3 separate regions of the Homo sapiens genome follow, and all the other regions are linked to region 2. Evidence: read pairs that join two places in POLR2A ChIA-PET (ENCODE). Cell type or tissue: PC-3. All regions are shown on one strand. Links, peaks and the distances in the headings refer to the core of each region. The heading gives the core; the rest is flanking DNA. Region 1 overlaps ITGB1BP1 (integrin subunit beta 1 binding protein 1). Region 2 overlaps LOC105373418 (a long non-coding RNA gene). Region 3 overlaps YWHAQ (tyrosine 3-monooxygenase/tryptophan 5-monooxygenase activation protein theta).

The links. ChIA-PET counts read pairs that join two places held together with the same protein. Peaks named below come from ENCODE experiments on the same cell type or tissue, not always from the same donor. Only the 100,000 strongest peaks of a DNase experiment are listed, where the experiment ranks them.
Region 1: POLR2A ChIA-PET joins it to region 2 with 5 read pairs; 1 of 35 experiments calls an interaction of 5 or more read pairs at or near these places.
Region 3: POLR2A ChIA-PET joins it to region 2 with 8 read pairs; 8 of 35 experiments call an interaction of 5 or more read pairs at or near these places.

The regions. Positions count from the first base shown.
Region 1 is chr2:9,405,187-9,410,707 of GRCh38, reverse strand. It overlaps ITGB1BP1 (integrin subunit beta 1 binding protein 1), which reads left to right. Exons shown (of 7, transcript NM_004763.5): 5 at 2,503-2,595; 6 at 3,110-3,259; 7 at 3,803-5,521. The coding sequence ends at 3,874. ASAP2 (ArfGAP with SH3 domain, ankyrin repeat and PH domain 2) reads right to left here. Exons shown (of 28, transcript NM_003887.3): 28 at 5,030-5,521. Among named protein-coding and RNA genes, the nearest start is that of ITGB1BP1, 16 kb to the left of the region's middle. In PC-3, for the core only: no CTCF peak of the experiment used is centred there; no DNase peak of the experiment used is centred there; H3K27ac peaks cover 1,593 bases.
Region 2 is chr2:9,700,533-9,706,112 of GRCh38, reverse strand. The region is part of intron 3 of LOC105373418 (a long non-coding RNA gene); the gene reads right to left. Among named protein-coding and RNA genes, the nearest start is that of YWHAQ, 72 kb to the right of the region's middle. In PC-3, for the core only: a CTCF peak has its summit at 2,584; DNase peaks (open chromatin) are centred at 2,202 and 2,752; H3K4me3 peaks cover 775 bases; H3K27ac peaks cover 2,190 bases.
Region 3 is chr2:9,598,624-9,604,203 of GRCh38, reverse strand. All of the region lies in intron 2 of YWHAQ (tyrosine 3-monooxygenase/tryptophan 5-monooxygenase activation protein theta), which reads left to right. Among named protein-coding and RNA genes, the nearest start is that of YWHAQ, 30 kb to the left of the region's middle. In PC-3, for the core only: no CTCF peak of the experiment used is centred there; no DNase peak of the experiment used is centred there.

The DNA.
Region 1 (5,521 bases), core at 1-4,000, 290 kb after region 2:
AGCACTTTGGGAGGCCAAGGGGGGCAGATCACTTGAGGCCAAGAGTTCAAGACCAGCCTGGCCAATATGGCAAAACCCTGTCTCTACTAAAAATACAAAAATTAGCTGGGTGTGGTGGTGCATGCCTATAATCCCAGCTACTCGGGAGGCTGAGGTTGAACTGCTTGCTTGAACTCAGGAGGCAGAGGCTGCAGTGAGCCAAGATTGTGCCACTGCACTCCAGCCCTGGGTGACACAGTGAGACTGTCTCAAACAAAACAAAACACCAGCCTGGGCAAGACCCCCATCTCTACAAAACATTTTAAAAAATCAGCTGAGTGTGGTGTTATGCACTGGTAGTCCCAGATACTCAGAAGGCCAAGGCAGGGGGATTCCTTGAGCCCAGGAAGTCAAAGTTGCAGTGAGCCATCATTGTACCACTGCACTCCAGCCTGGGTGACAGAACAGTAAGACTGTCTCAAAAAAAACCTGAAATGAAGTTTCATATCTTTATGAAAGTAAAGGAAGATACTTCTGTCTGAAGGACATCAGTGAATCTAAATTGCCATTTAAGAGAGAACTCGGGCTGGGCGCGGTGGCTCAGGCCTATAATTCCAGCACTTTGGGAGGCCGAGGTGGGTGAATCATGAGGTCAGGAGATAGAGACCATCCTGGCTAACACGGTGAAACTCCATCTCTACTAAAAATACAAAAAAATTAGTTGGGTGTGGTGGCGCATGCCTGTAATCCCAGCTACTCGGGAGACTGAGGCAGGAGAATCGCTTGAACCCAGGAGGTGGAGGTTGCAGTGAGCCGAGATCGCGCCATTGCACTCCAGCCTGGGCAACAAGAGCAGAACTCCGTCTCAAAAAAAAAAAAAAAAAAAAGAACTCACGGTAGTTTGGACAAGTATAATTACTTTCCAGCATTTAGTTGGGAATATAAAGTCATTCCAACAAACTACATTAAGTCCTCACGTAACCTCATTGATTGGTTCTTGGAAAACCACCTAGATTAGTTCCTCCAAGTAACTCGTTTTTCAAGGTCATTTTGTTATAATGTTTTATGATGTTGATGAGAAAAAAAAATGGTTTTGTTATATGCGTGATTTCGCTTAAAGTTGTAGTTCCAAGAACGAGCCGCAACGTTCAGTGTGGTCTTAACCATAAAAGCTACAACCAGTCTAAGTGTTGTACTGAAAGATTAATAATTCTTCCCCTCAAAAATACACTAGCATTATTTTCATTCCTATAAGGACTACTAAATTTCTCATATCACCATAGAATTTTTGCTTGCTAAAATTCCAGTATTGACAATAGCTTGACTATTATCCCATACCGTGGTTCTTGGAATTGCTTTAAACCCACTGTGGGAAGCGATTGGCAAGCGGGTACTGTAACATTGTGAGGACCCAAGAAGTAAGGTATTGGGATGCAGCTTATTTACTGTAATGTCTTTAATGTGGGCGAGTGGTTCCACAAAACCATTGACAGTACAGAACATCCATAGGTTGCCAACAGCGTCTTACGTTAGGGAAGACGAAGTAGGTGGTATTCCGGTCTGGGAGCCGAGACCGGATCGTCCGCCAGGGAAGCTGTCAGGGATTATCTGCGGTTCCTGAGTAGCTGAAAACCCCAATTCATGTTTTTGTGAGTGGAGTAACTGCTCATCAGCAGCACTTGCCAGCCCGAAGCCCTGAGGCGTGGCATCACCAGACACGCCTTCCCATCTGGGCAGGATATGTGGGCTCTGCTTCCTGATCATCCCACACGCTAACACTGGTCTATGCTGTGGAAATGAAGATCTTCATTTTTCTCATGTAGGTATTTTAACATCAGCAGGTTTTGTGAGAAGCAGCTCAGTGTGTAATTAGGATTAACTCCAAGACAAACAATATGCATGAAAGGGATGGATGTGAATTTTGCTCAGAGTTGTGGGCTGTAAAAATGCGGCTGGGCACAGTGGCTCATGCCTGTAATGCCAGCACTTTGGGAGGCCAACTTGGGAGAGTTACCTGAGGCCAAGAAGAGTTCAAGACCAGCCTAAGGCAACATAGTGAGATCCCACCTCGATTTAAAAATAAATAAATTGGCCCACATGGTGGCTCATGCCTGTAATCCCTGCACTTTGGGAGGTTATGGTGGGTGGATCACTTAAGGTCAGGAGTTCGAGACCAGCCTGGCCAACATGATGAAACCCCATCTGTACTAAAAATACGAAAATTAGCCGGATGTGCTCACTTGAACCAAGGAGGCAGACGTTGCAACGAGCTGAGATCATGCCACTGCACTATAGCCTGGGCGACAGAGTGAGACTCTGTCTCAAAAATAAAAATAACCTTTTTGTAAATGGGGGGAAATGTTTCTTCTGCCTCTGGGAGAGAGACTCTTGCCTGGCTAATGTGTACCCCACATTCTTTAAAGGGTTTGGGCTTGCGATGGCCAGATACTCAAAGTGACTAGTCAGACTTAAGACTATTATGTAATTTTAATCTTTATCATGGAATTTATTTTTACTTTAAAGCAAGATGGAAAGTTGCCTTTTGTTCCTCCGGAGGAAGAATTTATTATGGGAGTTTCCAAGTATGGCATAAAAGTATCAACATCAGATCAATATGTAAGTAATATAATTTATTAAGAAAACTATGTTTTAGATAACAGGGAATTCAGGCCATTAAGAGCCCCCTTATAATTAGGGCCACTCCTGTTTGCAGAGTGATTGGTTTGTAAACATTCCTGGCAGTTGGTCTTAAACGTGACCAATTTCTTAAGGTGAATAGGGGCTTCCTTTTCTCTCCTGTGTTGGAAGGGCCCATGCAACCTGCCCCCCCCACCCCCAAACACACAGATGGCTCCGAATGCATTTTCAACTAAGGGCCCCTCATCAATTAAGAGCAGCTGTCAGCTTGGACGGTGGGCACAGACACTGGGATAGTCAGTTTAGATCACTGCACTCCTGGCTTGCTGGGATCTGAAGGCATTGCCCGAGACTGAGCATACAGGACATCCCTTGGGGTGAGAAACCTATGGATATGCTGTTTCAAGCCTCACTCTGCCTGGGAGGGTGTGTCATCAGGACTGACAAACATTTGAGAGTCCTGATCTCTCGGAATCTTTCCTGACTTCTGCAGGATGTTTTGCACAGGCATGCTCTCTACTTAATAATCCGGATGGTGTGTTACGATGACGGTCTGGGGGCGGGAAAAAGCTTACTGGCTCTGAAGACCACAGATGCAAGCAATGAGGAATACAGCCTGTGGGTTTATCAGTGCAACAGCCTGGTGAGACTTCGTTACTTTGGTTAGCTGCTTGCCCATCAAGTCGCAACACCCAGGGACTACTGTTTTTGAAGGCTGAAGAAATACAATCCATTATATATGGAATATCTTGGCCTGGGGATAGTGAATGAATATTAGGCCGGAGGTCAGCCGGCTGGCAAGACAGTGCAGGTTTGTGAAATATTTGTTAGGGCCAGTGGCAGCACTCGCTTGTGCCGGGATTTAAAAGGTAAACAAAGCAGCTGAGGAAAAATGTATCCTCCAGGGGCCGAAGGCTTCTTCCATTTCCGAACGTTGTTGCCCTCCTAGACTGCGTGATCAGCCTTTGCAGGCTGCAGTCGCTGTTTGCTTTCCTCTGAAGGAGGGCAGAAAGGGCCCACGTGCAGGGAAGCTCATAGTATGGGTTCCACTGACCCAGGCAGGCATGTGTGGTCGGCTTGCTTAGGAGAGGTCTTAAGAGGGTCAGGTGTGTGCCTCTGCTAGCCAAATTAAGTTCACGAAGAGACAGATGAATGTTGCTCTTACTCTATCTTTCATGTAATGTAGGAACAAGCACAAGCCATTTGCAAGGTTTTATCCACCGCTTTTGACTCTGTATTAACATCTGAGAAACCCTGAATCCTGCAATCAAGTAGAAGTCAACTTCATCTGAAAGTTCAGCTGTTTTCAAACTGCAATGCTGAAATGTTATGCAAATAATGAAGTTATCCCTTGCTCTAGATTTTCTGAAGAAAATGGATTGTGTAAAATGCTGATCATTTGTTTATTAAAATGTGTCCTATTACACAGTGAGTTAACTCTCAATGAAGTCATCTATTTTCTGGGCTAAAAAACTTCATTTGTCTTTTTCAACTTCTAATAAGCTTAACCTAAGTGTCACAGAAGCCTAGGTGTCACAGAGGTCCACTCAGTGACAAACACACACTGAAGGCCTGAGGAAGACGAGATGTCACAGAGGTCCACTCAGTGACAAACACACACTGAAGGCCTGAGGAAGACTAGATGTCACAGAGGTCCACTCAGTGACAAACACACACTGAAGGCCTGAGGAAGACGAGATGTCACAGAGGTCCACTCAGTGACAAACACACACTGAAGGCCTGAGGAAGACTAGATGTCACAGAGGTCCACTCAGTGACAAACACACACTGAAGGCCTGAGGAAGACGAGATGTCACAGAGGTCCACTCAGTGACAAACACACACTGAAGGCCTGAGGAAGACGAGATGTCACAGAGGTCCACTCAGTGACAAACACACACTGAAGGCCTGAGGAAGACTAGATGTCACAGAGGTCCACTCAGTGACAAACACACACTGAAGGCCTGAGGAAGACGAGATGTCACAGAGGTCCACTCAGTGACAAACACACACTGAAGGCCTGAGGAAGACGAGATGTCACAGAGGTCCACTCAGTGACACACACTGAAGGCCTGAGGAAGACTGAGGACATGGGCTCAGTGGTGGCTTCCCAGTCATGGTATCACTGGCATGGACCTCTGTCCGGCAGAGGTGTGGACTGGAGACCAGGATTCATGCTGGTCTGGAACAGTGACATTGCCAACTTAAGACACACAAAGCAGATTTTCAGAAGTGTCTGGTCAAGATAACATGCTGGCCAACCACAATTCCTAGAGTTAAGAGAACCTTAAAAGATTACCGCTCATGCTAAAAGTATGTAAAGATCCCATGTACAGTATGATAGTGTACTTTTTTTAAAGGACTGTCAATATACAAAACTTTAAAGATTAAAAACATTAAAAATAAAACCATGTCCATTTAAAAGTATTTTATTTTTTTCCAGTCAAATGACTAGTTAACAAGAAGAGTAAACTTATTAAACATGCTCTAATTATAAATCACTGCATTAAGGACAATGAAAATAATCAATTTCGGTTATACAATATATACAGTTGTGCTGCAACCAAAGTAATCAGGTGAATGAACTGAATATCATACATCTCAAAATAGCATCCTAAGCTGCATATTATGTTATCCACCCCTTAACAGATCACACAGTTACTCTTAGTCTGTGTACATGTTCTGAGCCATCATCCCAGATCTGATGGAGAATGGCATGCAAAATGCCAGAATCCTGCAGCTGCAGTTCATGAAACATAAACTTTAAATATAAATAGATATCTACAATGTTTTTCTTTCTCTTAGTTGCTTTTTTAATTTGCAAGGAGCAAATAACTAAGAAAGGATATTAGCAGGGTCGTTAATATAATTTCTCCTCTGGTAAGAGTACTATTAGTTACTGCAC
Region 2 (5,580 bases), core at 816-4,815:
TATTTTATTTTGTTTTATTTATTTTTCTGAGACAGAGTCTCACTCTGTCGGCCAGGCTGGAGTGCAGTGGTGCAATCTTGGCTCACTGCAAACTCCACCTCCCAGGTTCAAGTGATTCTCCTGCCTCAGCCTCCTGAGTAACTGGGATTACAGGTGCCCACCACCACACCCAGCTAATTTTTGTATTTTTAGTAGAGACGAGGTCTCGATCTCTAGACCTTGTGATCTGCCCACCTCGGCCTCCCGAATTGCTGGGATTACAGGCGTGAGCCACCGCACCCGGCCAATATAAATTTTTTTTAAAGCGATTCTTACCTGGGGATAGTACTGCCCTTACCTTAGGAGGCATTTGGAGCTATGTGAGGGCATTTAATTTTTTAGTTTTGGTGTCATAGTGACCGGGGGTGTTACTGATATTTAGTACCCATGCTAAATATTTCGAAATGGGTAAGATGCACAATTTTAAAATTATCCCACTCAAAATGCCAAATAGCACCTGTATTAGTCTGTTCTCACACTGCTAATAAAGACATACCCGAGACTGGGTAATTTATTAAGGAAAGAGATTTAATGGACTCACAGTTCCACATGGCTGGGGAGGCCTCACACTCATGGCAGAAGGCAAAGGAGAAGCAAAGGCATGCTTTACATTGCGGCAGGCAAGACGCATGTGCAGAGGAACTGCTCTTTATAAAACCACCAGATCTTGTGAGATCTATTCACTATCACGAGAACAGCACAGGAAAGACTCGCCCCCCTGATTCAATCACTTTCCATTGGGTATTTCCCACGACATATGGGAATTATGTGAGCTACAATTCCAGATGAGATTTGGGTGGGGACACAGCTAAACCATATCAGCACCCCACCGAGTTAGCCTGTTGGCCTGACCATCATCCCCGTTTGACATCTGGTGAAGCTGAGGCTGGTGAACTCATTCGGCTAAAAAGTGGAGGAAGTAAACTGTTGCTCTCTGCATCCCATGGCTATGGGGTGTCCTCATGGAAAGAGGCTCTAGATGTAAGGACGTGGAAAAAGCGGTTTTCTCCCTTGCTTTATCCCTACCTGCTGCCCCCATCAGAAGAGCCAGGCTCTGTCCTATGCCACAGAAGGTTGCATTACAGCCTCGCTCCTCCCTGACCTTTGTTTCCTTAACAGCCTGAATGAGCTGGGGAGCCCATGTGCTATGTCTTCTGGAGCGGAGGGGAGGGGGCTTCAGGCGCCTAGGGAGCAGGTGAAGAGCCAATCAGGCCATATGACTGGCAGGTCCTCAACCTGCCTGATGACAATGATGCTGAGGAGGGGAGGCTGGGCTCAGGGTCCAGGGTCTCTGGTCATCAATCACCCCCAGGCCCCAGGCTACAGGCTCAGAAGCAGCAAGTTCTCCTCAGGGCCTGAGGTTGGAGCTGGGGCAGTGGGTGTCTTAGCAGGAACCAGCTTGGATTTTGCACATTACAGGGGGTATAGGGAAGGGAAGAACCAAGGAATAACTGATACTACAAGTCCCCCAAATGGCAGGATGTAGGGGGCAGGAATTTGATTTTTTTTTTTTTTTTTTTTGGTTTTTGAGACGGAGTCTCGCTCTGTTGCCCAGGCTGGAGTGCATTGGTGTGATCTCGGCTCACTGCAAGCTCCGCCTCCCGGGTTCACGCCATTCTCCTGCCTCAGCCTCCTGAGTAGCTGGGACTCCAGGCGCCCACCACTACGCCTGGCTTTTTTTTGTATTTTTAGTAGAGACAGGGTTTCACAGTGTTAGCCAGGACAGTCTCGATCTCCTGACCTCGTGATCCACCTGCCTTGGCCTCCCAAAGTGCTGGGATTACAGGCGTGAACCCCTGCACCCAGCCGGGAATGGGATTTAATTTGATTTAGGAATATACATAGCCATGTACCCTAGAGAGTCACACATGAGCCTGCTACTGGACAGACAGGGAGCACGGGCAGGGAGTAGGGGGCCTTGCCCAGGCCACAGCCAGAGAAAGCTGGGGTCTCATCTCCCTCCCCACTTTCCAGCCACCATCCCCCACAACAGCAAGGCAGGCCCACATTTCTGAGGTCTGATTTTGTCGAAGCCTCAGATATTCTCTAGAAATGTCAACAAATGCCCCTGGAAAACCACCCTCCCTCTCCTGTCTCCAGGAACCCAGGGCTTACCAAGAGGAAGTTACATGCGCTCACTCATTGACCTCACCTACTCCAGCAGGGGGTGGAGATTAAGACCAGAGAAGTTCCTCAGCTTGCCCAAGCCTCCAAAGGTCAAAGGCTAGCAGTGAGTCAGACTCAGATCCAGGCTTCTGGGCTCCCAGGTCTGGCCCCTCTGCTGCCCCAGCCTCCACTGCTGGGCAGCTGAGGTCTCCCAGAGTCCAGGGTGAGCAGAGCCAAGTGGGAGGGTTTCAAGCTCTCTAGCTGTCAATTGCCATTTGTACTTCCCCACCTGATCACCGCACTCTAGATAGGTAAACTGCATCCCTGCATCCCTAGAGGGTGACAGTAACTGCCAAAATAGGGAGCAGTGGGGTGGCGGGGGATGCTCAGGGACCATGACACATGGGTGGTGACCATCAACCACCAAATATCCCCTGGAACAAGTTGTAAGAACTCAGTGCCAAGAGACATCAGTGGGTGGCACTGAGGAACCAGAGGTGATGAGCTCACCCCAGGCAGTACCTCCCACCCAGATGAGCAAAGCCACACTGTAAAAGTGGCGAGTGCATCCGAGGGTTTCTCAAGCTGACTAGGACACAAGGGAAACCAGCCAAAACCCCCAAGCCGGGCGTGGTAGGTGTTGGCAGCCCGGAGGTGGGGAGTGGTGGTGGCAGGATGCCTCGTTTCCCAGGCAACACAGTGGAAACTGTCCCACAAACACCAACCAGGGGGGTGGGGGGGCACAGAAGGGTGGGCAGGGCTGACATCTGAGACGGGAATCTGCTTAGCTACTGCCAGAGGCCTGCCTCCTCTGAGTGCCTGGGGCCCTGGCCCCACCTCCGGGGATGCTCTCTGTTGGCTGGGTTCTGCACGTATTTATTCTTTCACTCAGTAAATGTTTACTGAGCCCCAGTGTAGACTGTAGTGGGAGAGCATGGGCTCTAAAGTCAGAAAGACTGGGGTCTGGATCTCAGCTGTGATGCTTCCAGTTATGTGCCCTTGCAGGCTACATCGCCGCTCTGAGCCTCAATGTTCTCATCTGAAGAATGGGAATTATTCTACCACATTCAAAGGTTGCCATAAGTATGAAATAGGAGAGTAGATGGCAGATAGTCAGTATTCAGTGGATGCAGCTATTATTGCCTGGCTCCATGCCAGACACAAGTTAGGTCAACTGGGGTGGGTGACTAGGGGAAGGCAGACATGGAAATGTATTAGATGCACTCCTGCCCTTGGGAAGCTCTCCTAGCCTATCGGGTGGAGGAGCCTGACTAGAGTCCTAAATTAGGTGAGTAGAACATCTGGAGAGCCATGGTAGAGATGAGCAAAGTGCTGGGGAGCACCTAGGAGAACCCCAACTGGGGGGTTGGGAAAGGTGTTGAAAAAGCATTTCGGTTAAACTTCATCAGACAAGAAATGAGTAGGAAAGGCATTCCAGGCAGAGAGAACAATGTGTACAAAGGCAGGAAGGCAAAACCTCAGCATGGGTTGGAAGGACAGCAAGTAGATCAACTGAGATAAAGCCTAGGGTAAATGATTTTGATAGTGCCACAGGGACTTGGGGAAAGACAGGAGAGAGAAGATGGCCAAAAATAGGCAGGGATTAGATGATAAAGGACCATTTGACTGAACACTTTGATAACTTTTTAACAGAGGAGTTACACAGGATTGAATTTAGAAAGACCACTCTCTTAAACCAGAAGTGTATTGATCGTGCATATATAGACCTACAGAGCAGTAAAACAGAATCGAGTTCAGGAAAATACGCATGCATATATAGGAACTGGATTTATGACAGAATGGCGTCATACATCAGAGAGGAAAGGACATACTATTCAATAAATGGTATTGAAGCAATTAGTTATCTATATGAAATAATGTATAATTATATCCCTCCCTCACACCATATCCAAAAATAAATTCAAGACCTAAATGTGACAAAAATACTGTAAAATAATTAGAAGAAAATTTAAATCAAGCATAGACTTGTAGTTTCACTACAAGGCTTTTTCTCTGACCTGAGCTGTCTTCTATTTTGGGGGAATCACTACATCCATTGAAGACAATATTTATGACATTGGCATAGACAAAATATACTTAAATCAGACACCAGAAGCAAAAATTATAGGCTAAAAAAATTATCAAATTTGACCACATCAGAATTTAAAACTTCATATAAATAGCTAATTGCTTCAATACCATTTATCAAATAGTATGTCCTTTCCTCTCTGATGTATGATGCCATTCTATCGTAAACTCAGTTCCCATATATGCACAGGTCTTTTCTCTGTTTTATTGCTCTGTGGATCTATATATGCTCTATCAATACACTTCTGGTTTAAGAGAGAGGTCTTTCAAAATTCAACCCTGTGTAACTCCCCTGTTCAAAAGTCACCGATAAAAGACACCATAGACAAAATTAAAACATAAGTATTGATTGGAGGAAAATATATGCAAAACATGATAGACAAAGGATTGGTATCAAGGATGTTTAAAGAACTCCCATAAAATAACAAGGAACAGACAAATGGGCAAAATATATGACTAGGTAATTTACAGTAGAAGAAACCCAAATGGGTTTACTCAACAGAATTAGGAATCAGAAACAGGCAAATTACAACAAGATACCACGGTCACCCATCAGATTAGCAAAACAAAGTCTAACAACATCAAGTGTTGGAAAGGTTGAGGGAAATGGGTCTTCCCATATACAATGGATGGGAGTGTAAATTGACACCATCATTTTGGAGGGCAATTCAGCAGTATCTAGGGAAACTGCAAGTGTAACCCAGCAAGGCTCCTTCTAGGTGTTTAGATAAATGCTTGTACCTGAGTACACAAGGCAACAGGTATGAGGGGGTGATCACAGTGTTGTCTGTAATAGGGAAGAACTGGAAACCATGTACATAACCATCAATAGGAGAAGGCATAAATAAATTGTGAAATGGTCCTGCAGAGGGATTCCAGACAGTAGTTCGGGGGATAGACTAGGGTTATGCGAGCACAAATAAGAGTAGATCTCAAGATGTAACAAAGAATGGATGCGCATGAAACACACTAATCTCACAGCACCAGTCTGTCACATAGGTAGTAATGAAGAGAAAGGAATAAACTGGAAATGGAAGCTGGGAGTTGACAAACAGAGGAGGTGATGTGAACTAGCACAGTGGAATCAGTTCCCTCAGTGGAAACTAGAGTCTCAGGATTCCAGACTGGGAAGGAGCCTCTGAGGGTCCATGATCCAAAACTCTCCTTTTCCAGACTCCCTATTTCCCACTCATCCTCATAGATGCCCAGGCTTTTTCTCTGACCTGAGCTGTCTTCTATTTTGGGGGAATCACTACACATATTGAAGACAAGAGGACTGACCCTCGAAGAAACCAAGATGGCAGCAAAGGTAGTTCCCAGTCTAGGCAGCGAGTTGTAGTAATCAAG
Region 3 (5,580 bases), core at 960-4,959, 100 kb after region 2:
TCCATAATTAAATAATTATTTTTTATTTTGAGCTCCCATAGCACTTGTATATACCCGTTCTCTCAGTGTTTCTGCTCAGGTGGGGAGCGTAGCACTGACTTTGGACAGAGGTCAGTGGTGCTACACATCCTTTAACACATAGGAGCCCAGGCCTGTGTAAGGAATTGTCCAGCTGTTCTTTCAGTTAGGTAAAAAACTTAGAGGAGCTATCTGAGGCCAAAGCCTAATTTGGCTTTACATTTAAAGACAAAGTTTTAGTTTATGGGTTTTGTTGTTGTTGAGATGGAGTGTCACTCTGTCGTCCAGGCTGGAGTGCAGTGGCGTGATCTCAGCTCACTGTGACCTCCTCCTCCTGGGTTAAAGAGATTCCCTTGCCTCAGCCTCCCAAGTAGCTGGGATTACAGGTGTACACCACCACGCCCAGCTAGTTTTTTAGTATTTTTAATAGAGGGGAGTTTCACCATGCTAGCCAGGCTGCTCTCGAACTCCTGACCGCGAATGATCCATCTGCCTCAGCCTCCCGAAGTGTTGGGATTACCAGGTGTGAGCCACCATGCCTGGCCTATTTTATGGTTTTAATAACATACAGAATTAACCAGGAATGCATCTACTGTGTAAAAATCAAGGAAAGCCAGGCATGGTGGCTCATGCCCGTAATCACAGCACTTTGGGAGGCTGAGGCAGGAGGATCATCTGAGGTCAGGAGTTTGAGACCAGCCTGGCCAACATGGAGAAACCCCGTCTCTTCTAAAAAAAAATTAGAAAAATTAGCCAGGCATGATTATGCGTGCCTGTAATCCCAGTTACTCGGGAGGCTGAGGCTCAAGAATTGCTTGAACCTGGGAAGTTGGGGTTGCAGTGAGCTGAGATCGTGTCACTGCACTTCAGCCCGGGCAACAGAGCGAGACTCCAGCTCAAAAAAAAAAAAAAAAATTCAAGGGAGAATTGTACTTTGTTTTGCTTGTAACTTGACTGGTCAGGCCATTCATGATATTTGAACAGATTGTAAGTCTGTATTTGAAGGTTGTTTGTTGTTGTTGATTCTTAGAGGCAGATATCTGACTACGTTGTGTTTATACTTTAGCTATATGAATGTTTACCTATTGAAAATACTGTTTTATTAAAAATTACTTTGTTCCTTATACCTTAGGAGATAAATGTACATTTTAAAAGTGTTCCTCAGTCAGGTGAGGTGGCTTATGCCTGTAAGTTCAACACTTGGGGAGGCCGAAGCAGGAGGATCACTTGAGGCCAGAAGTTCAAGACCAGCCTAGGCAACATAGCAAGACTGTGTCCCTACTATATATATATATATATATATATATATATATATATATATATTTTTTTTTTTTTTTTTTTTTTTTTTTTTTTTTTAAATTAGGCATGGTGGTTCACACCTGTAATCCCAGCATTTTGGGAGGCTGAGGCAGGAGGACCACTTGAGCCTAGGAGTTACCAGTCTGTGCAAGATGATGAGACCCTGTCTCTCCAAAATATAAAAACAATTAGCTGGGCGTGGTAGCCTGTGCCTATAGTAGGGCTAAGGTGGGAGGATCCCTTGAGTCCAGGAGTTCAAGGATGCAGTAAGCTGTGATCACTGCACTGCACTCCGTTCCAGGCTGGGGGAGACAGCTGGGTGGTGGGACTCACCTGTACTCCTAGCTACTCAGGAGTAGCTGTTTAAAAAAAAAATGTGCGTAGGTGTATTATTAGCTACTAGTTTCATTTTAACTTAGTTAAGGAGGCATAAAATGTTATTAAAGGACTTATTTTTATTTATTTATTTATTGAGACAGGGTCTTGCTCTGTCACCCAGGCTGGAGTGCAGTGGTGTGATCATAGGTCACTGCAGCCTTGAACATCTGGGTACAAACAACCCTCCTAAGTAGCTGGGACTTACAGGCATGAGGCACCATGCCTGGCTAATTTTTTAATTTTTGGTAGAGACAAGATCATGCTTAGCTGCCCAGACTAATCTGGAACTCCTGGCTACAAGTGATCCTCATTCCTTGGCCTCCCAAAGTGCCGGAATTTTAGGCATGAGCCACCACACCTGGCCAGGAGTTATTATATTAAAGGATAAGTGAATAGAGGAGGAGGGAAAGGATATTTACAAATTAAAAGCTCTAATGTATCATTACTAAAGTTGCTTTATTTTTTGGCATTACTGAGGTTAATATTATGGTTCGTTGTCTGAATTAGTATCTGTTCATTTGATATATAGACAACTTTTTGTTTTTATTAATCTTAAGAACCAGCCAGGCATGGTGGCTCATGCCTGTAATCCCAGCACTTTGGGAGGCCGAGGCAGGCAAATCATCTGAGGTCAGGAGATCGAGACCACCCTGGCCAACACAGCAAAACCCCGTCTGCTAAAAATACAAAAAGAAATTAGCCGAGCAAGGTGGTGAGTACCTGTAATCCCAGCTACACAGGAGGCTGAGGCCGGAGAATCGCTTGAACCCGGGAGGCAGAGGTTGCAATGAGCTAAGATCACACCACTGCACTCCAACCTGGGTGACAGAGTGAGATTCTGTCTCAAAAAAAAAAAAACAATCTTAAGAACTGCTCTTAGTTATGGATGGCATCACGTGTGTGGTTCTCAGTGTATGCCTAAGGAAGTTTTATTACCTTTTATATGAACGTTAAATGGTACACCAGGATGATTCATTTTTTACCTTTTAAGTATTGAAGTAATAATTTTGAATTATAATATTTTTTGTTTGTTTGTTTTTTTGAGGTGGAGTTTCACTCTTGTTGTCCAGGCTGGAATGCAGTGGTGCAATTCTGGCTCACTGCTCACTGCAACCTCTGCCTCCTGGGTTCAAGCAGTTCTGCCTCAGCCTCCCGAGTAGCTGGGATTACAGGCGTGCGCCACCACACCCAGCTAATTTTTGTATTATTAGTAGAGACGGGGTTTCACCATGTTGGCCAGGCTGGTCTCAAACCCTTGACTTCAGGTGATCCACCCACCATGGCTTCCCAAAGTGCTGGGATTACAGGCTTGAGCCACCATGACCGGCCTGAATTATAATATTAATGTCTTATCTACAGGATGACCACACAATGTCTTCCAAAGTGGGATATTTCTAAGAATGAAAATAAATAGCATTAATAATTGCAGATTTGGTTGTAGACCACCACAATTGAGTGAATTATCTCAATAAAGCAAGTCACAGAAATTTTTGGTTCCCTACAGTGTATAAAAGTCATGCTTACACTATACTGTAGTCTGTTAAGTGCACAATAGCATTTTGTCTAAAAACCAGCGTATGTACCTTAAATAGAAAATACTTAATTGCCAAGAAATCGATCATCTAAGCCTTTAGAAGTCCTTATCTTTTTGCTGGTGGAGGGTCTTGCCTCCATGTTGATGGTTGCTGACTGGTTGGGGGTGGCCGTGGCAATTGCTTAAAATAAGACAACAGTGAAGTTTGCTGCATCAGTTTGTGCTTCCTTTCACAAAAGATTTTTCTTTTTTCTTTTTTCTTTTTTTTTGAGACAGAGTTTCGCTCTTGTTGCCCAGGCTGGAGTGCAATGGCGCGACCTCGGCTCACCACAACCTCTGCCTCCCGGGTTCAATCAATTCTCCTTCTTTAGCCTCCCAAGTAGCTGGGATTACAGGCATGCACCACCACACCCAACTAATTTTGTATTTTTAGTAGAGATGGGGTTTCTCCATGTTGGTCAGGCTGGTCTTGAACTCCTGACCTCAGGTGATCTGCCCGCTTGGGCCTCTCAAGTGCTGGGATTATAGGCATGAGTCACCACACCCGGCCCTCAAACGATTTTTCTATAGCATGTGATGCTGTTTGATGCCATCTCAGCTAGAATAGAATTTCTTTCAAAATCAGAGGCAATCCTCTCAAACCCTGCCACTGCTCTATCAACTAAGTTTATGCAGTGTTTTCAGTCCTTTGTTGTCATTTCAACGGTGTTAATGGCATCTTCACCAGAAGTAGATCCTTCTCAAGAAACCACTTTCTTTGCTCATCCATGAGAAGCAAGTTCTCATCTGTTCAAGTTTTAACATGAGTTTGCAGCAATTCAGTCACATCTTCAGGCTCCATTTCTAATTCTAGTATTTCTCTTCCTGTTTCTACCACATCTGCAGGTGGAAGATTTCCACTGAAATCTTAAAAGTCCTCAAAGTCATTCATGAGAGTAGAAATCAGCTTCTTCCAAACTGTTGTTAATGTTAATATTTTGACTTCTTCCCATGAATCACAAATCTTCTTAATGGCATCTAGAATGGTGAATCCTTTCTAGGTGGTTTTCAATTTATTTTCCCAGATCTGTCAGAAGAACCACTGTCTATGACAGCTATGGCCTTACGAAATGTATTTCTTAAATAATTCCACTTGAAAGTTGAAATTACTCCTTGATCTATGGGCTGCAGAATGGATGTTGTTTTATGTGAGCAGGCATGAAAACAGCATTAATCTTGTACATCTCCCTCAGAGCTCTTTGGTAAACAGGTGCTGCATTGTCAATGAGCAATTATAATTTGAAAGGAATCTTTTTTTTCTGAGCAGTAGGTCTCAACAATGGACTTAAAATATTCAGTGAAGCATTTTGTAAACAGATGCCGTCATCCAGGCTTGGTTGGTTGTTCCATTTGTAGAGTGCAGGCAGAGTAGATTTAGCATAATTCTTAAGGACCCTAGGATTTTTGGAATGCTAAATGAGCATTGGCTTCATCTTAAAGTCACCAGCTGCAATTAGCTCTGAAGAGTCAGCCTTCCTTTAAAGCCAGATACTGACCTCCTATGAAAGTACTTGATGGCATCTTCTGGTATGAGGCTGTTTCCTCTACATTGGAAATATGGTATTTTGTGTAGCCATCTTCATTCATCAGTGATATTAGCTAGATCTTCTGGATAACTTACTGCAGCTCTACATTCGCACTTGTACCTTCAGCTTGTACTTTTATGTTCTGGAGGTGACTTCTTTCGGTCAACCTCATGAATCAACCTCTCCTAGCTTCAAATTTTTCTTATGCAGCTTCCTTACTTCTCTCAGCCTTCACTGAATTGAAGAGAATTAAGGCCTTGCTCTGGATTAGGCTTTGATTTAAAGGAATGTTGTGGCTGGCCTCAGCTTCTATTCAGACCACATAAAGTTTTCTCCATATCATCAATAAGTCTGTTTTGCTTTCTTATCATTTGTGTGTTCACTGGGGTAGCACTTTTAATTTCCTTCAAGAGCTCTTTCTTTGCACTTACGACATTGCTGTTTGGTACAAGAGGCCCAGCTTTAGCTTGTCTTGGCTTTCGACATGCCTTCCTCACTAAGTTTAATTATTTCTAGCTTTTGTAAGTAAGAGACATGTAACTCATCTTTTCACTTGAACACTTAATTAAAGGCCATTGTAGGGTTATTAATTGGTCTAATTTTAATATTTTTGTGTCTCAGGGAATAGGTAAGCCAGAGGAGACAGAAGAGATTGGGAGCACCCCATTGTTGGAGCAGTCAGAACAGACACAGCATATATCGATTAAGTTTACCATCTTGTGTGGGCATGCATTCTGGTACCCCAAAACAATTACAGTAGTAACGTTAATGACCACCGATCACAGA